Linked DNA regions of Homo sapiens: region 2 is linked to region 1. Evidence: chromatin loops called from intact Hi-C (ENCODE). Cell type or tissue: PC-9. All regions are shown on one strand. Links, peaks and the distances in the headings refer to the core of each region. The heading gives the core; the rest is flanking DNA. Region 1 overlaps CMSS1 (cms1 ribosomal small subunit homolog). Region 2 holds the start of LOC124906356 (small nucleolar RNA U13).

What was found. Peaks named below come from ENCODE experiments on the same cell type or tissue, not always from the same donor. Only the 100,000 strongest peaks of a DNase experiment are listed, where the experiment ranks them.
Region 2: it touches region 1 in a loop (23-fold over the local background); 2 of 110 quality-filtered maps call a loop at or near these places.

What each region holds. Positions count from the first base shown.
Region 1 is chr3:99,826,209-99,838,667 of GRCh38, reverse strand. All of the region lies in intron 1 of CMSS1 (cms1 ribosomal small subunit homolog), which reads right to left. It overlaps FILIP1L (filamin A interacting protein 1 like), which reads left to right. Exons shown (of 6, transcript NM_001387850.1): 6 at 8,063-9,857. The coding sequence ends at 8,254. The region is part of intron 1 of LOC105374010 (a long non-coding RNA gene); the gene reads right to left. Among named protein-coding and RNA genes, the nearest start is that of HP09053, 8.6 kb to the right of the region's middle. In PC-9, for the core only: a CTCF peak has its summit at 6,517 (motif pointing left); a DNase peak (open chromatin) is centred at 6,467.
Region 2 is chr3:101,191,120-101,203,578 of GRCh38, reverse strand. It overlaps LOC124906356 (small nucleolar RNA U13), which reads right to left and starts at 1,747; the gene lies at 1,644-1,747. RefSeq lists an enhancer at 4,739-5,240. In PC-9, for the core only: CTCF peaks have their summits at 7,070 and 7,271 (motif pointing right); DNase peaks (open chromatin) are centred at 7,318 and 9,388.

The sequences.
Region 1 (12,459 bases), core at 2,221-10,220:
ATTCTCTTTCCGTGGCAACACACTGAGTTGCAAGGGGTTTTAAATTCATTATAAGTTGAATTTGATCCTTTCCACAATCTGTGGTGACAGACAGATTGTCTAATGTTACCTCCTTGTGCTCCACCTCACAGATCTGCCACTTCAGCCAGAACACTCAGAATGTCCCTAAACATATGCAGGGCTTTCTCCTCCCCACTTCTCTACATGGACACAATTTTCATCTCTTGTCAAGTGAAGTAAGACCCACACTGAAGGGTCTGTATCAATGCTCGCCTCTTCTGAAACCTCCCATGATCACCATAGCCAAGAGTGATTTGCCTCTCCTTCCAACTCCACCTGCTTCCCTGAAGCCACTGTTAGGGTGACAAGAGATAATGAATGTGAGAAGCCAAGCCCCACACAAATGGGCAGGCACGGGGAAGACTGACCTGGGATAGGAGATGTGAGAAAGCAAGTCCAAAGAGAAGCTCATGTTCTCATTAGGAGACTGTTCTCAGAACACAAAAGGTGCAGTCAGTGTCCACTTTATCCTAAGGTAAGATTCTATAAGCAAAGGGCACAAATGCCAAGCATGAAGAATGAGCTTGGACAGGCAATCAATATGTGCAGAGCAGGAGGTACCTGATTAGCCTCAGAGATGATGGGATAGAAAAGCATCAGAAGTGAGTGAAAATGATTCACGGAAGGAACATCACAACCATGCACATCTGAGCTTATAAGTAGGTGGCTGCCTTGACAGTTATGATAATGACCCAAGACTTTCAGAAAAGGCAATCAAGGGATCAAGGTCCAGCCACTATAAAGACAAGCACCACCAACTTAGGCCACATTTGGTGTGATTCTGCCTTTGCAGAAACAGAAAATTTTCCCAGATGGTACACTCTAAATCTGGATTTCTATTTCTCAAGGAACACTGTAACTTAATAAGACTGGCACTCCCAAAATCATTTTTTAGAAATAATCACTATGTATCTTCCCAGGTCAGAAGGAGAAGTGTTGGGGTTCAACCCTGTCAGTCTCCAAATTCAGGAGTACAAAACTGTAAACCAAGGAAGCATCCCAAGTAAAAACTGCCACTGCAAAGGAAAGTTGTCAAGTTGGCTCCTATGTCTCCCCTCACAATACAATAATCTGCATCAACACAGACACTCTTCAAACAACTCAAAGTAATTCCTCAAAAATGCATTATTATCCTTTACAATTAGTGGTTTGGCTGTTTTTTTTTTTTCTCTCTTCTCTTTAACTAGAAAAAGCTATTCTTCTTCTATTCTTATGCCTTTTCATGGTGTTCTTGCCTGAATTCACTGTGCCTGAGATCAGTCACTTTTGAAGCCTCAGAAAACCACTGTTTTATATAAACAGGAGCTAACTAAAAACTGCAAGAGGTCCTCAAAAGTTCCATAACACAAGAGGCAGATAGTTATTCCTTTAGGGCAACAGGGAGGGAATCAGTGAGTACGGATCATGCTGAGAAGAACAGCTCTCATAGTAATTTATATAAGCAGCCCATTTATTTCATATGAAATTTCCTGATTATAAGAGTATGTATTAATTACAGAAACTGAAAAATATAAATGCTTCTGAGGCTGCTGATTATAGCTTCTAAGGACAATGAGAAGACTAGGGAGAACAATGGACGATTATTACTATTTTTTTAGGCCAAACCTATCAAATATGGTCCTATTCCAGGTTTTTCTCAGACTGCCAATAAGGAAGGAAATACGCTTTAGGGAGGCTATCCTGTCCTTACTGCATGGCTCTGTGCCACAAAGTGGCAAACCTTTCTGCGAGTACAAGTTTATGTAATTTGTCTGATTGGTTCAGACACAATGGCTGAGGGGCCAGCCAGGTTACTGGAAGAGAGGTGCAGGATTTCCTTTCCCCTAGCAAGCCAATCACTCCCTGGATAGTGGTTCAATCACTATGTACTGTTCAAGTAATGGGAATAAATGCCTCCTTAGGTGGCTGTTCTCAGAACTAGTTATATTCTTATCATTAAGATAGAGTGGCCTTGTGCAGAGGATGTGGGCACATGGTAGGGTCCCACAAAATTCATCTCAGGCTCTGGGAAAGGGATGTAGAAGTACCTATGGTGGGAGAAGAAAAGAGCGGCAGTTGAGTGGGAATTACATTTTTCTCTCTGGCTGTCTCAGGCACTTGAGTAGTATCAACAATTTCTCTACCACGATCCTCAAAGCAACATCTCCAAAATTTCAACTCTACCAAACAGTTCCACATGGAAGGCCCAACTATACACTTCAAACTTAGCATGCGCCCATAACCCAATATACTATCTTTCTTGAACTGCTCTTTGTCTCGCCTCTATTGATGGTCCATCACCTTCCCCACTGCTCAGGTTCAACATCTGGGAACTATTCTCCACTTCTCTGCTCATCCTCCACTCTGTCATATTATTTCTTTCTCTGTCCTCCCCACTTATTTGTACTACTACTCCCCAAGCCCAGAATTTAGGACAGATGGTACTGTAAGATAGTTAATCTACTACACTTAAATCCTCACCTCTATAATCCAGCCTTAAATACCATTCTGATCACAGCAATTCTCCAGCCTCCCAGAAAACAGCACTTAAAATTGCTTAGTGCCCAAAGTCCAAACCTTCTACCATGGCCTTCATCTTTCGTTTCATCTCCCTTTGAAACTCTGGACATACCCTCACATCTTCACCAGGACACCATACTAACTATCCTCCCACATACTACTGGGCCTTCTTACCTTTGATCATGCTGTTTGTAGGGCTGAAATACTCTTCTTCCTTTGTTCCTCATACTAAAATCCTACTCATCCCTCATGTGTCACTTCCTCTGGAAAACCTTCCTTACTTTTTAGTTTTCCACTGAGTTTCCAAAACTGCTGTCTGTAATTCTATTATTGCACGTCATTCTACCTCATAATTATTTGTTACCCCTCCTATGCTATCATCTCAAAAGCAAGAATCAGCTATCATTTATTTTTGAACTCCTTATATCAATGTTTCTTAAAATGCAGTCATTGACCACCTTCATCAGAATCACATATGACTTTGCAGAGTTTCACATTCCCAGACCTATTAATTCCCACTGCAGGGATTCTGCATCCTAACAGGCTCTCTGGGCATATAAAATTTAAGAACCATGGTCCTATTCTACCCAGGACTTAAATAGTGCTCATAGTAGGTGCTCAACAAAAGCTCATATGGCTAATAAAGGCACCTGGTAGCCATAGCTGGCCTGCATTTGTCCTTTTCACAGAATCACAGAATGTCAAAGCCAAAGGACTTTACAGGTGATCTAAAAGAACTACTGCATTTTTCAAACAAAAGACATGAAAACAGGAAAGAACAGATAATGTCTCTGGGTGAACTCTAAAAAAGAAAGATTCACAAGGACCAGACAAAGTAGCATAAGGAGGATAAAGGACATGTGAGTGGGCCTTTTCTGGGTCAAAGGTGATTAGAAGTATAGCCCAGGAATCAGTGCTGCTTATTCAGCTGCCTTAACTCCCACCCTTAGCAACATATTGCCTATAAATAATTGGAGAGAGAGGAAAGTTGAGAGATAAAGCAGGAAAACAAGAAAGGTAAAACAATCAAAGAAGTTAGGATTATGACCAAGAAATAGGCATCTTAAGAAGTGATATAAGGAAAAAGACAAAGATGATGCTGATGATGATCACAACAGGAACACCTAACACCCGAAACTTTAGATGGGCCAGGGACTTTATTACACAATATCTCTACTCCCCAAAGAAAACTTACAAGTAGGTATTTCAATCCCCAGATGAAGATTACAAAAGAGGAAACTGAGGTTTACATGGGTAAAGTGTTTGCTCAAAGAGACACAGCTAGTTAGTGCCAAAACTAGAATGAAGACCCAAGACTGGCTCCACGGCTTGTGCTCTAGATACTACCCAAAGGCTGTTATAAGATGTAAGCCTGAGAATGACTAAAACAATTAAGTGGGTGCAAATGAAGAAATGAGAAAGACACAGGAGAGGGGAGGGAGGAAAGGGTACAAAAAAAGAAAAGCTGAGTAAAAGGAAAAAAGTTCACAGATGGATAAAAAGAGAACAAATGAGGAAGACAAGTATTTAAGGTTAGTATATTTTATTTTAACAAAGTATTGCTACATCTGATGCTTGGTCTGACACAAAGTGGGGGCAACTGGGTTTGGAGCGATTTTGAAAACTTTATTTCAATGTTTATTCTTGGATTGCCCCCACTGCTGACTGTATAATTTCCACAGAAAGAGAGATTGAGAGGTGACTAGGTACAACCACAAACCATGATACATTACAGAATAAAGGCACCTATTTACTCTAACCTTTGCATCAGATATTGGACAACTCTTTAATATAAGCCATAGAAGTAGAACACTATTCAAAACCAAATGATCTCTCATAGGAGGTTAATGAGAATGAGCTAATAAAATCAAACAGCTTTCCTTTGAAAGACCCTTTCCTGTATAAAGCGTAAAACTTGTAGTGATAAAGTTTCATTGTTTAATAGGGGAGCTCTGAGAAAAATCAAGAGAAAAAAGCCAAAGCATCATTATGAAATTTTGGGCTAGCTGCCAGATTCATTATCTCTTATTTCCATTCCACCACTCCCCATAAATTAGCAGTGATTTGTCAAACAATATAAAAGACAAAAGAAAAGAAGGCAATAATATTTCAAATATATTTTTCTTCAGTTTAGCATTTCCTTCTTTTCATCACCATATCCATCATCATTGCTTATATACTTTCCCATTAAACACTGAGATAAAAACAAAACTACAAAAACACTGTCAATTCTGATAACACATGGCCTTGGCCAAGCATTCCACAGCTAAGTCCCCAAGGGAGTGAGCAGCCCTGAATCCAACCACCGTCCCACACCACCTCAATTACCACATATCAAAATGACCAGAGGTCTCTGGGAGTCTTCAACTTCTCAACCTCTAGAGCTAAGGTGTGATGCAGTCCCTGGAGTCAGGACCGCTCCTGAGAAAACACTGCTTTCTTACACAACACGTTGTCAATACAGATCAAAAAGTTCAAAGCACTTACAAAATTAATTTCCTTTAGAGAAAAGGAAACATCCTGACTCCAGCTGTCTGAGATCTGATAGTTTCTCCATAAATGCTGATTTTGTTCTGGTATATTTGTGCTCCATGATAAAGTGGAAGAACAAAAGAGTCATGTAGAAATTGGGCTATAGAACTGAGACTTTGAATACAACTGAAAACACTTCACCTTTCCATACTTCTTTTGCTCATTATGACTCAATGCCTTCTAATAACTCACTGTAACCAGGGAGTCTTCTAGATTGCTAGGTTTCTTTTGAGAATCTATGGATAAAACAAACCAACACTTTTAGAATTTAATATATTCCACAAATTTACTCCTCTTCTTTCTACTGCTCCCTAGGTGGAACCACTTCTTCTGCCTCATTGAACTCAACATCCTTCAGACTTTTAAGGCATTCCAAATCCCAGTCTTCATGTTGAACTGGGTTAAGCATTTATTAAAAAATCGTTTTCTTCTATGAATGAGCTTTCCAACTTGCTTAATCTCCTCCAAGACATCTGCTCTTTGATGAAACCCAGGAGCCTCCAACTCTGAGTAGAACATTCACTGTGTGGTCTTAAAAGAGCCATATGCATGTATTTCTCTTGCAATATGCATTCCAAATTTGGACAAAACTTTCTTGGAGCTATTTGACATAACGCTCTATAAAAATGATCCAAGAGATGACACATTTTAATGCTCCATACCTCATTTACTGAAACATGTCCAAGGATAAGTCATACAAGAAAAAAAAAAAAAACAACTTTTTTTTTTTTTTTTTTGAGACAGAGTCTTGCTCTGTGGCCCAGGCTGGAGTGCAATGCTATGATCTCGGCTCACTGCAACCTCCGCCTCGTGGGTTCAAGCGATTCTCCTGCCTTAGCCTCCAAGTAGCTGGGATTACAGGAGTGCGCCACGACGCCCGGCTGTTTTGTATTTTCAGTAGAGACAGGGTTTCACCGTGTTGGCCAGGCTGGTCTCGAACTCCTGACCTCAAGTGATCCGCCCGCCTCAGCCTCGCAAAGTGCTGGGATTACAGGTATGAGCCACTGCGCTAGGCCTTTTTTTTTTTTTTTTTAAAGATTTGGGAATGGCTGGGCGCAGTGGCTCACACCTGTAATCCCAGCACTTTGGGAGGCCAAGGCGGGCGGATCATGAGGTCAGGAGATCGAGATCATCCTGGCTAACACAGTGAAACCCCGTCTCTACTAAAAATACAAAAAATTAGCCGGGCGTGGTGGCGGTCGCCTGTGGTCCCAGCTACTGGGGAGGCTGAGGCAGGAGAATGGCGGGAGCCCGGGAGGCGGAGCTTGCAGTGAGCCGATATCGCGCCACTGCACTCCAGTCTGGGTGATACAGCGAGACTCCGTCTCAAAAAAAAAAAAAAAAAGATTTAGGAATGACAATTGGGGTTGTTCTGATAAAATAACAAGCCTTTGCTGCCATCTAGAGGTAAAAACTACGTAATGAAAATGGAGTTACCTAGAAAACAAAAGCTTGCACATCAATGGTGTAGAAACAAGTAGGAGCCCAGTAACCTTCAGGCAGCTGGGCCTGAAAGTATCAGTGACCACCATTCCAAGCCACATTTTCTTCACCAACACGTATCAGTGTTGCTCAAAAGAAACGAGCTCCACCAATACTGTGTGTCATACCAATCTGTCTCGGCCTTTCACAGTATTGAACTATGCATACCCAGGTAGGCTAGAGTTCCAGGTGAAGAAAAAATAAAGCTTACATCTAAAGGAAGTTCAATTATGGCAGCACTTTTCCAAGTGTGGTAGGCCAACCACCTGAGTTGAAGAAATCACTCTGAGAGTTTATTAAAAATGTGAATTGCTGGACATATCCACAAACCAATGAATTACAATGCATAGGAGTAAGATTCAGAAATCTACAATTTAAAGACGATCCCAACATAGATTTTTGAACACTAAATTGGAGACCCAATCTAAATCTTGATAAAGTTACAGGACATCACAGAAATCCATCTTGGGAAGGCTATTATTAATGCTATAGTCACAATATTAGCAGACTTGATTAGTCTGTCACTGACTTCAACTGCAGCTTCTACTGCTCATGGCTTGGATAATATGGTTGTTCACAGAAATGTCCTGATCTCCAAGTTGTTTCCTTCCTTTTTCGTCTTTTAAAACAATTTAGTGTTCCTTTTTCTCATAGCATACTTACTATAAAATATGTGGAGAACACAGAAAATGTAAGAAAAATCAAAAGTACCTGTAAGTCCACTAATCAGGGTTAACAACCAATAGCATGGGTGCATTTTCTTTTAGTATTTTTCTCTTCACATGTAAATAATTAAAGCATGTACACAGTTTTAAATTCTACTTTTAACATATCTAAGTAAACGTTTTCCTGAAGCTTTGGCCTCATTAACAAAGCATGTTGTCATAATTATACTATAATTCATTTAACACATCCTATTCATTTAACTGTCCATTTTTCATCATTATAAACAATGCTAAAATCAAATATCCTTGACTGCCTCTCTACATCCTAGAAAAGATTCATAAGGCTCTTGATACATACTACCAAGCTGTTCCACTAATCATCATTGGAGCTGCCCATCTCACTCATACTGTGAAAACTTTTAAAAGTCTGAAGGCCCAAGTCAAATGCCATATTCTTCATGAAGCACTCTTAAAGACAATCTCATTCGAAATTAACCTTTCTCTGGCAATCTCATGGCTCTTTGAGATTAATTTGGGACACTACTCTTGTATATGTCCTACTACACCGTGATTGCCAAATATCTATTCATCTCTGTATCTACCACTATCTCTATCAAGAACTGTGCACACAGCACACATTCAACACACACCAGATTACTTTACTGACATTCTTTTCTTCAACCTGACGATCTTTGATCTGATACATCCCCAGAAACTGGTGCTTTCAAAGCCAAATCCTCCAAACTGACTCCATGTCCTAAACAATTTCTACTTCTCCACCAACTGTACCATTAATTACCTTTTGTTCTCTTGTTTAATTCAAGATCAAGGAGGTATGCAAGCAGAGAATCCCAGCACGGATCCCTAAACCGAAATCTACAGGCATCACCAAGATTTCCACTAAAGCCCCCACAGTGCCTATGGATAAGCCTATTTACCAAAATGGCTGTGGGAAGCTACACATCGTGAGAACTGTCACCTCCAACACCTTCCTCCACGTGGGAGGGAGAAGGTAACTCATACCAATGCACTGCCTGGATACATTCATCTACAGAAATATGTGGAAAGCTAAAATTACCACTATGAAAGGCCAAAGGACCATCTCTCCAGGAAATGGTGAAGCAGCTTTGTGGACCTGATGAAGATCATCCCCCAAAAAGCAGCACGTCTACAATTATTTTACTTCTATATGTGTATATGCACACACAAACACTCGCAGGCCTAGACCCACACCCAAATCTACCCATTTCCTCATCCGACATATAATCTAACCCAAAGATGAACTATCTAGAATCAGCCTGGGATAGGACTGAATTCACTAGAACAGTTCAAGAGTTTTCTGGTGAAAACAGAAGTAATTCTTCATTCTACAGAACTTTGCTGATTAATCATATTTTGCTAAGAAAAGGTGATAGCAAAAATTCCTAATCTGAGTCAAGAAAATCAGATTATTTCCATCAAGATGACAGGACAATTAAAATCACACTTTAAGGTCTAAAACTATGATTTCTTTATGACCAGGAGGGAAAAAGCAAAGTGATAATTCTTAAAGGAGGAAAAGCATAACAAAAGTGAATAACAGCCGAATATATCCTTTGTGCAGAATACCTGACAATCACTGGTGTAGTAAGCATACCTGACCACTGGCACTTAGTCTCAGTAACATTGAGATATTTTAGGGAGACATGAATCAATATTCCAGGTGCTTGAAAAAATACAGAATTTATCATCTCACAGGACATTGTTTATTCATATCTCTTCTCTGAATAAACACTATCGAAAATCAGTTGATTCAACAAAAGCTTGGGGTTAGGAGACTCAAATTCCAATCCTAGATTTTCATTCATGTGACAACGAGCTTTGCATTCATCAATCTAAGCCTTGAGTTTCCACATGTAAAACAGGAAAGTGAAATAATTCCTCAGGTCCCTTCCAGTTCTGATAACCTATGAATATGCCCAACTATTAATACAAAATGTTGAATTCAAACAGTCATCTATAAGGGTAGACACAGTCCCCTGGCAGAAAGCTAAAGCAATTCTTTACATCACACTGAAAACTCTCTCATTGAATTGAGAGAAAGGTGTGCCTGTAATTCAGTGTGGACAGAGTAATACAGGACATTTTAAGACAAGGCATGTTTGACACAAAAGGCAGTTCAAAAAACATTTCAAAAAGCTTCAATCGAGGGGGGAAAAAAATCAATGGAACGACACTAAACATTTTTTGTGATCCTTCACTAAAAACTGGAAGCATGACCCTGGAAGAAATCCTCATGGTTAAGGACTGCTTTAGCCAGCTGCCCTGGGTTGGAGCCAGCAGAGCAAGAGTAAAGGAACTCCCATTCCCCATACTTATCTAACTAAGTCCACCTCATTGCACTAATGCCACTGTACAAACACCCCCAGGCCCCTGCAATTTCAAGGAGGAGAAGGAGCTAGAGGCCTGGGCAGCATTGAAAGGGATGATGGGCAGCATTGAGAGGGATGATGGGCAGCATTGAGAGGGATGATAGGCAGCATTGAGAGGGATGATGGGCAGCAGTCCCAGCAGGCAAGTGGCAGAGGGCAGTAGGGGGAGGTCAAGTGAATTAAAAGCCTGAAATGGAAAAGTCGAAGTGAAAGGAAAGCAGGAAGAGAATAGTAGAAGGGGATGGACTACAAAAGAAGGTGAAGACTGGGCATGGTGGCTCACGCCAGTAACCCCAGCACTTTGGGAGGCTGAGGTGAGAGGATTTCTTGAGGCCAGGAGCTCAAGACCAGTCTGGGCAACTTGGCAAGACCTTGTCTCTCCGAAAAGAAAAAAAAAAAAAAAAGCCAGGTGTGGTGGTGCACACCTGTAGTCCTAGCTAATTAGGAGGAAGAGGCAAGAGGACTGTTTGAGCCCAGAAGTCCGAGGCTGCAGTGAGCATGATCACACCACTGCACTCCAGACTGACTGACAGAGCAAGACCTTGTTTGTGGGGAAAAAAAAAAAAAAGGGTGCAGTGATGAAGCTCTAACATCAAAAAAAAAAAAATACACGTATGTACAGAGTGCTTAGTATTGTGCCTCACATAGAGCAGGTATTTGATAAATCTAGAGTGAATAGAGAATGAGTAAATGAAGAAGAGAAGGCCATTCAGTCAAGACATTTTCTCACTTGAGAAAACATGCTAAGAGATAGCAATGGTATGACAGGGTTAGGAAAAGTAGTTATGCCCAGGTGACATTCAACATTGGTAATTATGCTAATAGAAAAAAAACCCATTGGAATCCCTTAGTGAAAACCAAACAGGTTGAAAAGAAGCATAAAACAGGAAAAACAACATGCACTAACAATAGTCCCAGAAAAACAAAATACCTTGGGAAAAATTTTACTCTGAAATGAAGCACAAAATACGTTGTATGTTGAAGCTTTCAAAATTGTTTTCTCCCATGTCAGGAGACTTCCTAAAGTACATTTTTATCCAAGCTAGCATAAGTTTAAGAGGAAGCACAAAAAGAGGGACAAGATAGTATACAAAGTACTAAAAAATTTAGGTAGAAGCCAGGCACGGTGGCTCACGCCTGTAATCCCAGCACTTTGGGAGTCCGAGGCGGTGGATCACCTGAGGTTGGGAGTTCGAGACCAGCTTCACCAACGTGGAGAAACCTCGTCTCTACTAAAAATGCAAAATTAGCCGGGCATGGTGGCGCATGCCTGTAATCCCAGCTACTCCGGAGGCTGAGGCAGAAGAATCTGCTTGAACCTGGGAGGCGGAGGTTGCAGTGAGCCGAGATTGCGCCATTGCACTCCAGCCTGGGCAGTAAGAGCAAAACTCCGTCTCAAATTAAAAAAAGAAAAAATTTGCGTAGAAAAATGTTGACACTTCTATGGGAACCAGCAGAAACTCATCTTTAAATGGTAATGCAGTTCTAATCCCATTAAGACAAAAGTCTTCAAAGTAAAGTTACATTTGCCGGGTGCGGTGACTCACACCTGTAATCCCAGCACTTTGGGAGGCCAAGGCGGGCAGATCACATGAGGCCAGGAGTTTGAGGCCAGTCTGGTCAACATGGCGAAATTCCATCTCTATTAAAAACACAAAAATTAGCTGGGCTTGGTGGTGCATGGCTGTAATCCCAGCTACTCAGGAGGCTGAGGCACGAGAATCGCTTGAGTCTGGGAGGCAGAGGGTGCAGTAGGCCAAGATCATGCCACTGCACTATAGCCTTGGTGACAGAGTGAGACTCTGTCTCAAAATAATAACAATAAATAAAGTTATATTTTAACAAAAGGATTGACAACCAAAAACCATGCTTGTTTCAAGCAATATGTATTAATAATATAATAAAAATGCAAATACAACTATAAAGTGAGAATACTATTTGGAGTTCAAAACAGTAATGTCTGACCTATATGTAACACAACTGAAATATAAAGCATCTTTCCTCCTGGGCATGTTGTTTCCGCAGAAGTGTGGCCTCTGAAGAAAAATGAAAATAAAAGAAGCTGACCTAATAATTCTAGAGTGATTTCACCTGATGAACTGTTTCAAAGTAAGCAGATAAAAATCCAAGTGAGTGAAAACAAATCCAATTTGTAACAAAAATGTTAAAAACCTGATACTTTTAAGCTGAAGTCTTTTCCTGGTCCTTCATTTATTTACCTTCAAGGTTTCTGAACTAATCTTGAGATATTTTAGAATCAAATATCTGATTTTAACAGATATGTGACTGGTCTAATACATAGCTGATAACTACTAAGTAACGGAGTAACTAAGGTAAAACACAATTCTCTCTGGATTTGTTTCAAATTTCTTCTCCTGAAGACACGTGACATACAATTCACGATGTGACTTTGAGTTTGGGGCAGCGTTTGCAAACTGCGGTTCACAGGCCAAATTCAACCCACTGTGAAAGTTGAAAAACAATCAAAATAAGACTATTTTGTGACGTGAAAATTACATAAAATTCAAATATTGTTGTCCATAAATAAAATTTTATTGGAACACAGCCATACTCATTCGTTTACACATTTATTTTCTATGACTGCTTTTACACTGCAACAGCAGTTATGACGGTGATGACTGGACCCACACAACCTAAAATATTTATTATCTGGATTTATATGAAAAAAGTTTGCTGACCTCTGGTCTAGTGTGAACTAGAACAAGGAACTCAGAAATAGGAATTTAAGAGCTTGATCAACTACTTTTTATAAGCAATATTAGCCATTTAAAAATCAATTAAGAATTCTA
Region 2 (12,459 bases), core at 2,780-10,779, 1.4 Mb before region 1:
AAGAATTCGAAAGCTTCCTGGATTGAATATTAGCTGGGCCCTTTCCTGGAGGAATTGTCACACAGATAGAGAAGCAGCCAGGAGTCCACATTAGCCCTGAGCCCTGAGCATCTTCTTTCTTCAACAAGTGTTTATTGAATCTTGCTGTATGCCAGGCACTGGGCAAGATGCACAGGGGACAAAGATGGATGAAGCATAGTCTGACCTTGAGGAGCTCACCAACTAGGTGGGAGACAGACATGTTCATAACTACTGATGAGAAAGTGTGATAAATTCTGTAATACTGGTTGAACAAAGTGCTGTGAGCACAGGGGAGGGAGAGTGAAGCACTAGTTAACAACAGTGAAGAATTTTTGAGTTGAGAGGGTTTTTACAGGTTACCTAGTTCTTCTACCCAATGCAGGGATACTTACCACAGCATCCCTGGCTGATGGTCATTTAGTCTTTGCTAAATTTCCTTCTAGAAGTGGCTCAATGCATTTTCAGGCGTCTCTATTAAATTAACTGATGCAAACGGTTATCTGAACATTTGTCAGGCATTGTTCTGAGTCTGCCACATCTATCATCTCATTTAGTCCTTACCTAAGGATGGGTACTTCTAATATTGCTTTTTTCCTAATGAACAACTAGTTTGCCAAGTTTACATATCCAACAATGGCTGGAACCAAGTCTTAATTCCACAGTCTGACTTCAAAGCTGTGCTCTTAACCTTCCTGATACACTCATGTGTTTCTATTCTGCCATTTGCTGAGAAAAAGAGGAAGTTAAATTTCTCTCTTTTTTGACAGCTCTTCAAATATTTCCAGAGATCATTCGTGTGTCTGTGTCACCCTTACCTGTGACATCCAACTCTTCCCTAGTCATTCACTCTAAGTTCTTTCAAATGTTCCCCAAAAGACATGTTTTTCAGACCCTTTACCATCCTAGCCATCTCTGAAGCCTCCCGTTTGTTGATGAGTCTCTTAGATGTCTACAGAATCAATACAGCATTTCAGAAGTGGTCTGTCTACCACTGAATAAAATGGATGTCGCATCTCTTTACCTGGAAAGTATTCATTTTTAGTGGCAGCCACATCACATTCTTGACTTTCAATTTGCTGTCAAGAAAGCTCATAGGTCTATTTTCCCCGCTAATTTTTTTGCCCTTAACTAAATTTATACATTATTTGCAGGATTTTTGGGAACATGCTCAATTCACCTTATTCTGAAAGGCATGTTCCTAATACCATTTTAGAAAGATTGCTTAAGCCTTAATTAGAGATTCCTTTGGTGATATTAGTCATATTAATATTCATTTGGGACCTGTGTAAATATTTTAGTGATAGTTAAGATTTAAAAACTTGAATATCCAGTCTTATAAAAGTTACAAGTCCTATCCTAACTACCACTGCAAAAACTTACATAATTTAGAAGATCATTAGATTTTCAAGGTGAACCAGATTTTAAATATAAATCCTAGGTATTTGATAGTATTGCAAAATTATTCTTGTAAAGTTACTTGAAGCATTGGTACTGATTAAGTTATTAAAAAGAAAAAATGAAGATACTTGAAGCTAAGTATACTTAAGCATAAAATATATATTACGGAAACAAAAAGAGCCACTGAATGATGAAAGGATAATTATTTTACTTTATTATTTTCATGTCAGGTGGGTAATGTGCTGACATTGTAACAAGGTTTGAGGGAAGTACATTTCACACATGCATATAAAAACCCAACCATTATGCTTATAAACCACAAAAGAATTGAGAATTGTTTTTTACACTGATTGAAGTTTGAGGAATACGGTTTGTTTTTCTAGGGCTTTCCCTGCTGGAAATGATCACCCTGCATAATGGCTATATTTTAAGTCAAATGTTATGCTCCACATTAGCAAGTTATTCATTTAATCAGGCATGGAAAACCCATCTTTCTGGGCCATATTTTTATGCTCAGGTTTAATAGTTTGCAGAATGACCTCAATAAGTTGTTTAAATCTGTATTTGGAAAGGAGTCCTCAATCAGAATTCTCAAAGAACAGCTCTTGCTCAGGTTTCTCTCTGCACTTCTTCGTTATAATTATCTGTATGTAGATCTGTCGTTCTCCAATTGTGTCCCTGGACCAGTAGCATCAGCATTGTCTGGGTCCATTCCCGAAGTGCACATCTCAGATGTCCCCCAGACCTGCTGCATCAGAAGCTAGGGGGATGGGGTCAAACACTGTGTATTTTAATATGTTTTCCATGTAATTCTGATGCTTGCTAAGTGTGAGAACCAAAGAGCTACATTGTATCAAACTTTTAAAAATTATTCAATTATGTTGGGCCAAATTCTGGTAGAACAGTATGAGGAGAAGTCTCTACTTCTACTGTGATTACAGGTGGTCAGAGAACTTGGTCATGTGCCTGGCAGAGAAACCTCACTGCTGTGTTTCCCCACTCATATAAAAGAATGAATTGTTTGCTCTTTCTTTAGGAAATCAAACTAGGTATCCTGGAGTGCCTGGCCCTAAAACTGATAGAACAGCGCTTATCTCAGCAGTCCAATCAAATTCTGCACCCTAATATAGAAAGAAATACCCTTAAGAAAAGATTCTTAAAGATAAGAAGATTCTCACTCTTTGAAAGTCTGCATGAAATAACTTAGCAACATAAATTTTAGCCAGAAGGAGCTTAGATAATTTCTTTAGTTTTATTGCTGTCAAAAGGAATATTCTGCTCAAATAGATAAGACTTTTTTTCTGATCTTAAAAGCCTCTAAAGACGGTCGCAATCACTTGTAATCACTTTGTTACTAAACTTAAAGTTTAATAGCTGTAAATGTCAGAAAATGCATTTTTTACATTTCCTATGTTATTTGCTGTGTTAAGGTCACATGGCAATTCAAGTATTGCCTAAAACCGTTTTTCATAGTTGACAGTTTGGACACTTCAGTTGCCAAATTCTGTTGTGCTTTGAAGCAGATGATAACCCTCTAGGGCTTGTGAAAACACAGCTTTGGAGAAGATAACCCTCTAGGGCTTGTGAAGGGGGGACAAATCTGACTCTGCCCAAATCAATACAGACTCTTCTCACCCCAACCCAAATCTCTTTAGTCTGAATACTGGAGGAGGGAAAATCCTTAGAGTTGAGCCATTAGCCTGTGTGTGTGTGTGTGTTTGTGTTCGTGTGTGTGGTGGGGGATATGTGTAAGGGGGGGTGCTTTCTCTCTAAAGCTAATGGGAGATACAGGGCATGCACACATTCATACATTCATGACATGGAGTAAAATAAGTAAAGTGAAATTATTTTATGTTTTACCTACTGTCTCAAGCCTGTTCAACAAACCAGTTAAAAAGACTCAAACTTTTAAAGTGCAGGTACAACGTCAAATGATACTCAAATGGATTTTTAAGAATAGAATTATCACTGTATTACTTAAGGATTACACTTGTCTTAAATATCATAGGCACTTTCAACTCAATAATTATTCCTTGTGATTTATATGTGTAAGCTATGGCAAATGGTAAAATAATAGTACACTTTTATAATGATTGGTTAAGATTTATTGTTTTGTTATCAGGGAGTTTCTGAGAACATTTTCTTCCTTTCCTATTTTTAGCTGTGATGATACTTCAGATATTATAAAATGTAGAGTTCACTTACTGGGGTAGGGTTGAATCAAGCTGATCATTCTCACTCTGGAGAGCTCTGTTAGAAAATCATTCCTTTTGGATGTGAAGGACCTCTTCAAGGAGAACTACAAACTGCTGCTCAATGAAATAAAAGAGGACACAAACAAATGGAAGAACATTCCATGCTCATGGGTAGGAAGAATCAATATCATGAAAATGGCCATACTGCCCAAGGTAATTTATAGATTCAATGCCATCCCCATCAAGCTACCAATGACTTTCTTCACAGAACTGGAAAAAACTACTTTAAAGTTCATATGGAAACAAAAAAGAGCCTGCATCACCAAGTCAATCCTAAGCCAAAAGAGCAAAGCTGCAGGCATCATGCTACCTGACTTGAAACTATACTATAAGGCTACAGTAACCAAAACAGCATGGTACTGGTACCAAAACAGAGATATAGATCAATGGAACAGAACAGAGCCCTCAGAAATAACGCCGCATATCTACAACTATCTGATCTTTGACAAACCTGAGAAAAACAAGCAATGGGGAAAGGATTCCCTATTTAATCAATGGTGCTGGGAAAACTGGCTAGCCATATGTAGAAAGCTGAAACTGGATCCCTTCCTTACACCTTATACACAAATTAATTCAAGATGGATTAAAGACTTAAACGTTAGACCTAAAACCATAAAAACCCTAGAAGAAAACCTAGCAATACCATTCAGGACATAGGCATGGGCAAGAACTTCATGTCTAAAACACCAAAAGCAATGGCAACAAAAGCCAAAATTGACAAATGGGATCTAATTAAACTAAAGAGCTTCTGCACAGCAAAAGAAACTACCATCAGAGTGAACAGGCAACCTACAAAATGGGAGAAAATTTTCGCAACCTACTCATCTGACAAAGGGCTAATATCCAGAATCTACAATGAACTCAAACAAATTTACAAGAAAAAAACAACCCCATCAAAAAGTGGGCAAAGGATATGAACAGACACTTCTCAAAAGACATTTATGCAGCCAAAAGACACATGAAAAAATGCTCATCATCACTGGCCATCAGAGAAATGCAAATCAAAACCGCAATGAGACACCATCTCACACCAGTTAGAATGGCAATCATTTAAAAGTCAGGAAACAACAGGTGCTGGAGAGGATGTGGAGAAATAGGAACACTTTTACACTGTTGGTGGGACTGTAAACTAGTTCAACCATTGTGGAAGTCAGTGTGGCGATTCCTCAGGGATCTAGAACTAGAAATATCATTTGACCCAGCCATCCCATTACTGGGTATATACCCAAAGGACTATAAATCATGCTGCTATAAAGACACATGCACACGTATGTTTATTGTGGCACTATTCACAATAGCAAAGACTTGGAACCAACCCAAATGTCCAACAATGATAGACTGGATTAAGAAAATGTGGCACATATACACCATGGAATACTACGCAGCCATAAAAAATGATGAGTTCATGTCCTTTGTAGGGACATGGATGAAATTGGAAATCATCATTCTCAGTAAACTATCGCAAGGACAAAAAACCAAACACCACATGTTCTCACTCATAGATGGGAATTGAACAATGAGAACACATGGACACAGGAAGGGGAACATCACACTCTGGGGACTGTTGTGGGGTGGGGGGAGGGGGGAGGGGTGGGGGGAGGGGGGAGATTAGGTATATCTCCTAATGCTAAATGACGAGTTAGTGGGTGCAGCACACCAGCATGGCACATGTATACATATGTAACTAACCTGCACATTGTGCACATGTACCCTAAAACTTAAAGTATAATTAAAAAAAAAAAAAAAACCATTCCTTTCACTGAGCTGAGGCAGCTCTCCTTGTACACTGTTTCCAGGACAATAAGAGACTGTCATTATGAGAGGCTCATGATGAGTCTATGACTCTCTGTAGAGATAAGGAAAAGAAGAAAATATTTTTTCCATTTCACAGCCAAGAACAGACACAGACACAAGCACCATAACAGAGGGGACAGGATTCAAATTATTGAGTAGGGATTTTGATTTTCATACTCAAAGCAGACCAGAGTTTCCATATTAGTGTCTCCTAAAGACATTTTATTTGTTTTGCTGAATTGAAAGAAAGACAAAATGTGTTCTCTCGACCCATGCCACCCAGTAGAAATATAATGTGAGCCATATACATACTTTTAAATGTTCTAGTACCACATTAAAAAGGTAAACGGAAAAAAGTGAAATTAATTTTAATAAAATATTTGTCTTAGTGGATACAAGCTATTATGATTTCACAATGTAATCATTATAAGGAATTAATGATATTCTACATCTTTTTTTGTATTAAGGTTTCAAAAATCACAACACACCTCGGTTTGGACTAGCCACATATCAAGTGCTCAATAGTCACAGGTGGATAGTGACGACCTATTGAACAGCACAACTCTGGAATCTCCTTTTCCAACACTTCCCTACTGCTTCAACTTCCCTTCCCCATCCAAAATACAAAGTGTCTTTGCAGACATTGAGTTCCTGTCTCCGGAAGTGTCTGAGCAGAGGGTGGGTGACTACCATTTGGTGGTAATATTGTGGAACTCTGAATAAAGAGCGTCAGTGGAAGTTTGGACAACGAAAGTGTTAAAATCCTTTCTAATCCCTAAGTTTTGTGATGCTGTGATACTGAGAAAGGAGACATGAAATTGTGGGTTTGGAAAGAACTTCTTTCCGTATTAGATGTGCTATTTCCTGCCATTATCTCTTGATTTGTAATTCACTCCTTTGCTACTTCTAGTATGAATGCAATGATTACTTATAGGGTGCTATATAGCCTATAAACCACTCTCATAAACACTAGTGTTTCATTCAATTATTTCCTCACTCACTTAGTAAAAGCATATTAGTCCCTGCAATGTATTAGTCTCTGTTCCAGGAGCTGGAATGTATTAACCACAGCGGGTAAGATAGGCACAGCCCCTGGGCCCATAAAAGATTCAAGCTCATTTGTTCCTACTCTTCCTTACCTCCGGTTTTTGGAACCTCTCCACCCAAGTTTGGCTTGAGCCACCAGGAGCCATACACTGACTGATATGAAAATAGTGGTCTGACTAGTCTCCTGGTGTAGAATGTCAACCCATCCCTGAAGCGCAGTTTTCAGTGACAAGAAAACTGAAGATGGGGTTCTCAGCTTCTCTGGTGTGATTAAGGCACTAGAAAAAAAAACCAGCACTGAGGAGAAGTAAAATCTGCTGATGTTCAGCTACATGCACGAGTTGAAATTGTCATTTGCATTAAAATTCCCTTTGCTGTCAGCTGCCACATGGATGCTTAATCTCCTTTGACTCTCTGCTACACCTTTTTGTGCGTTATCTGAAAGTTCTGGAAGAATTAAAGCTTCTTCTGAGCAGTGTTTATTAGTTATGATGCTCCTGCTTTAGAGAAAGAAAAATAATGGAAACTTCAGTTGTCAGAAAAACTGATGTTTGGGCCTGATAGAAAAAAAAAACGAGGATTTATGATGAAGGAAAATCATTCATAGAAATATTTCAAGGATTCAATTATGATTTTGTTTAGTAAGTTTGAAAATACTCTATCTCACTCATTTAGTTCTTTAGTGTCCAAAACATTTTGGGAACTCAGTTGCTGAATTCTACAGTATTCAACTTCTCTCGAATGTCTTCTACCACCAGAGAGCAGCAGAGATTTATAGGTAGTTAATGAGTCCCCTAGATACCAATAAACAAGGAAGCTTGGCCACTTGATTTGATCTCATTAAGTAAATAGCTAGTAAGTAGAAGAGGCAGCTGATTAACTACCAGAATGTTCACCCGTTAGCCTGTATCCCTACCCTTTCACCCTTTCTCTCTCTGGGATGTGCGTATATGTGATTTTAATGATTTACGACATGGGTTGGGAAGGGTTTTCTAACTTTTCTAGGAGCTTTGGGGATGGGTCAAAATGTACCTTGTTCTTCCACACTCACTCATGCCATAGCCTGAGTAATACAGGAAGGAAGTGAATCAAAAGTCTGAGAAAGTACAGTTCTTTTTCTCTAGACCAGGCATCATCAAACTGCTGCCCACAGGCCAAATCTAGTTTGCCACCTGTTTTTACAAATTAAGTTTTATTTCAACACAACCACACCGATTTGCTTATGTTTTGCCTATGGCTGCTCTTATGCTACAATGGCAGAATTAAGTAGTTGAGACCATATGCAACCATATGGCTTGAAAAGCCTAAATTATGTATTGTCTTGTCCTTCACAGGAAAAGTTTGCTAACCCCTGCTCGATGCTGTATCAGTATTTAAATTATGGAATATATAGGAAAGCAGAAAGAGTCTCGGACTGGGAGGACTTTAACAACTATAGTACCAGTCCTGGTCCTGCGGGTTGGTAGTAATGTGTCCTTGGGCAAGTTCTTTAATGTTTTGAGCCCTAGGTGGCCTCATCTGTAAATGGGGGCTGGGGACTCAGGGTGTAGTTTGAACTTGGTAGTATCCAAGATCCTTTCCAGATTGAAAGTTCTATGAGGATTTTTAAAATTACTCTTGCTTTTTTATAGTTTTAAATTACTCTTGGCGTTTTTATAGTTTATGTGGAATTGCAATCCCCAGTGTTGGATGTGGGGCCTGGTGGGAGGGGATTGGCTCATGGGAGTGGTTTCTGATGGTTTAGCAGCATCTCCTTAGTGCCGTCTCGTGATAGAGTTCTCATGAGATCTGGTTGTTTGATGTACTATCTCCCGCTTCACTCTCTTTCTTCTGCTCTGACCGTGCAAGATGTGTTGCCTTCCTCTTCGCTTTTCTGCCACGATTGTAAGTTTCCTGAGGCCTCCCCAGCCATGCTTCCTGTACAGCCTGCAGAACTGTGAGTCAATTAAACCTCTTTTCTTTATAAATTACCCAGTCTCGGGTAGTTCCTTATAGGTGTGAGAATAGACTGATACAGCATCTGACAAAGCATCTATAAGGAACTTAGACAAATTTACAAGAAAAAAAAAGCACCATAAAAAGTAGGCAAAGGACATGAAAAGACACTTTTCAAAAGAAGATATACATGCGGCAAATAATCATGTAAAAAAAGCTCAACATCACTGATCATTAAAGAAATGCAAATCAAAACCTCAATGAGATACCATCTCACACCGGTCAGATGGCTATTATTAAAAAGTCAAAAGATAACAGATGCTGGTGAGATTGTTGAGAAAAAGCAATGCTTATACACTGTTGGTGAGAGTATAAATTAGTCCAACCATTGCGGAAGACAGTATGGCAATTCCTCAAAGACCTGAAGACAGAAATACCATTCGACCCAGCAATCTCATTACTGGATATATACCCAAAGGAATATAAATTATTCTATTATGAAGACACATACACAAGTATGTTCATTGCAGTACCATTCATCATAGCAAATACATGGAATCAACCTCAATGCCCATCTGTGATAACTGGATAAAGAAAATGTGGTTTTATACTACATGTTCTCACTTATAAATAGGAGCTAAATAATGAGAACACATGGACACACAGAGCAGAACAAAACACCATGGGCCCTTTCGGAGGGTGGAGGGTGGAAGGAGTGAGAGGATCAGGAAAAATCACTAATGGGTACTAGGCTTAATACCTGGGTAATGAAATAATCTGTACAACAACCCCACTTGACACAAATTTACCTATGGAAGAAACCTGCCCATGCACCCATGAACCTAAAATAAAAGTTAAAAAAATTATACACATTTCAGAAGGGTACTCATCAAATAGTGAAGATTAATATCACATTCCTCAGGAGATGACACACAACTGGAGGTATTCGTGTTACATCATGTGGCAGATACAGTGCAGTCCTATCCCCAGAGAACTGACTTTTATGGAATTTGGCCTCAGTATAGAATATATTGCTGACATATGCTATATGTTATTTCATGCTTGTTATTATATGTAACGCAATGCATTGTTGCAATTAAGCCTACAAGTTGATGCCTATGAGGATTTGAGACAAAGTAAAACTTTTACCTCTAAGTACTTAGACGTAAAACGTGTCACTGATGTTAGGAAAGATGACAGGACAAAGGCCCTGGGGTCTTGGGCTGTGGAAAAAGTGGAGCCTGTAGCTTTTCAAAAAGTAACTACCTTCACGATCATTTATATAGGACCATATTTAATGAGCTCCTTATGGTGAATGATGATTATGTCCTCTGTTTTCTCTATAAAAGTAAGAAGTGGGGTAATTTTCAAATGTTTTCAACTTGCATATTTATTATTCAAACTAAAATATTCCTCTTTTTCTTTTTGCCTAGAGTATTCTAGCCATTCTTTCTCTTTGAGCTCCCAGCCCGTTGTTCATAGTCTCACATGTAGCAAGGATGTATGGAGGATAACATAAGCTTTCTGAGTTTACAGATTTTATCATTAGGTAGAACAAAATCCAATGCCTTGGTGCTGTTTCTCTCTCAGTGTACTTGTGCCCCAAGGGGAACATCAAGCCTCAGGATAAACATGTCTTCTTTTGTGGGAGTATCAACTTTACCGCAGTGTATGAGATGTAATATAATTTTTATATTAAAACACACCCAGATTTATTATAGAATAGAATATGAAATCTGAATTATTTTTAAACACAGAACACTACTGTGCATGACTTTTTTTTTTGCAAGATGTGAGCAATATAATGTAATATTTAAAGTACAATCTCTGGACTCAGGTGAACCACAAAAACTTCACTTGGCTTTGGACAAATTTTTAAATCCTTTTATCCCTCAGTTTCTTTTTCTATAAAGTGGAGCTGATGTTAATATGTAACTTATAGAGTTGATGTGAGCATTAAAGGTACTTAATGTTTACTATGTTTAGCACATAGTAAACACACAAATGATGCTGCTGGTAGCAATATGCTCAGAACCTTGAAGGTAAAAATGGATGCTCCTGGGTCACTAGGGGTGGAGATGCTTGCACAGCACTGCTCTGGAGAAATTAAGTCCTACTTCTGCCCTCTCCTTTCTGGGTCAGGGTATTCAGAACATGCTGAGGAACTGGCCCAAAGCACAACTGTGATGGAGCAATTGTTACGCTTGACCTCAGAGCCAGTGGTGCTTGATGGATGGTGTATAGTCTTTGGATCACTAGGAGTGAAACATCACCAGGAGAGAAACAGATGGGAAGGCTGGATTGGCCAGTGAGTGGGCAAGGATGAAGAACCACGGATTTTAACTGAAGGATTTGCAAGTGACCCAGCTTCCCCAAGAGCAGTGTCAGGGCCCGAGGTTAAATATTAGATCAGAATGAGAACTAGAAGGTACTAATGCTATCATCCTCTCCAGTGGCCAAGACTGACCCTACTAATGCATTACCACACGTTTTCAAGCAGAGCGCAGGTAAGGCTTCAGAATCTTCCTAAATTTGTTGATCCAGGCAGACACTACTAAATGATTATCACTTGAGAAGATTTTTTTTCTGGGTAGCTCTTGAGAGATTCCAGGAGCTTTGGACACTATTATATATATGTAAGAAAAGCCAGCAACAGAAGTGGCTTCAAAGACTCGCCTGCTTGGAGAAACCTTCTGTGATTCATGATATTTTAGTTTCTATTTCCTACAAACAACTGTTTTAATCCAGCTTTCAGGATGAAAAACAGTAAGATAAAACTAATGACAGAAGCTTGAATAACATATACCAAAATCCTAACTTTCCTGATATATTTTAAGAAGAGTTTGTTAATCAAAATGAGTGGGTGTCATGTTGGAATTTTATCATAAGGGGTTTTGCATAAACTCCTGCCTGATTCTGCCTAGACTAGTTGGTGTTTTCCATTCTCAGATGGGAGGCATATGTGTAGGTTATACCAATGCACAGGCTATACTAATGCACAGGCACTCAGGCCAGTGCCGACCGAGGCTCAAGGGAGGGAAGTTAGGTTACAAGGAAGAAGGGTAAAGACTATGTGTTGTGGTCAGTGGACGAAGCACAAACATGAAGTTGTTTTACTTTTTGCCAGTCATTACCACTAGCTTCATTAAGTTGGATCTCCCTTCTCCACTATGTAGCAAAGAATTTGACTTTCTGGAGGCTAAGGCTGAGGATTGCTTGAGTTCAGGAGTTTGAGGTTACAGCGAGTTATGAGCTGTCACTGCCACTTCAGCCTGCGTGACGGAGCAAGATTCAGTCTCAATAGTAATAATAATGATAATAATAATGTAATAAAACTAACCTAAAGAGAGATCTGGTCTTTGCACTGATTCCTGGGAGGAATTCTCTGAGTCCCTGAAATGTCCTGCTGCTAAAAATGTCTTTGTTTACCTGGGGGCCTTGGTCCACACTGGATAGTCTAACAGTGTGATTAAGGTGGGGGCTTTTGGTCATGTGTTACTGGTTATGTGAGCAGTTATCTTGTATACATTAGAGCCTCAATAAAGACTCTGGACACGGAGGCTGGGGTGAGCTTCCATGGTTGGCAGTACTCAGTGTGCATCGTCCCATTTTGTTGCTGGGCAAGTTAATGCTGTCTGCGACTGCACTGGGAGAGGACAGCTGGAAGCTGCATGAGTGGAACTTTCCTGGACTCTGTCCCATGCCTCTCTTCTCTTGGCTGATTTTAATCTGTATCATGTCACTGTAATAAACCATAATCATGTGTATGACAGATTTCAGTGGGTTCTGTGAGTCCTAGCAAGTTACCAAATCTGAGGGTGGTCTTGGGAACCCTTGAACTTACAATTGGTGCCAGAAATGAGGGTGATCTTGGGGACTGTTCCTTAATTTTCCACCCACTTAAAGCAGATTCCTTATGATATCATGGATGGATTCAGTAGCTTTCCAGATCCTTTGGTTAGTGAGGATCTATTGAATTTAAAGTTCCAATTTTAAAGTTTCAGTCGTT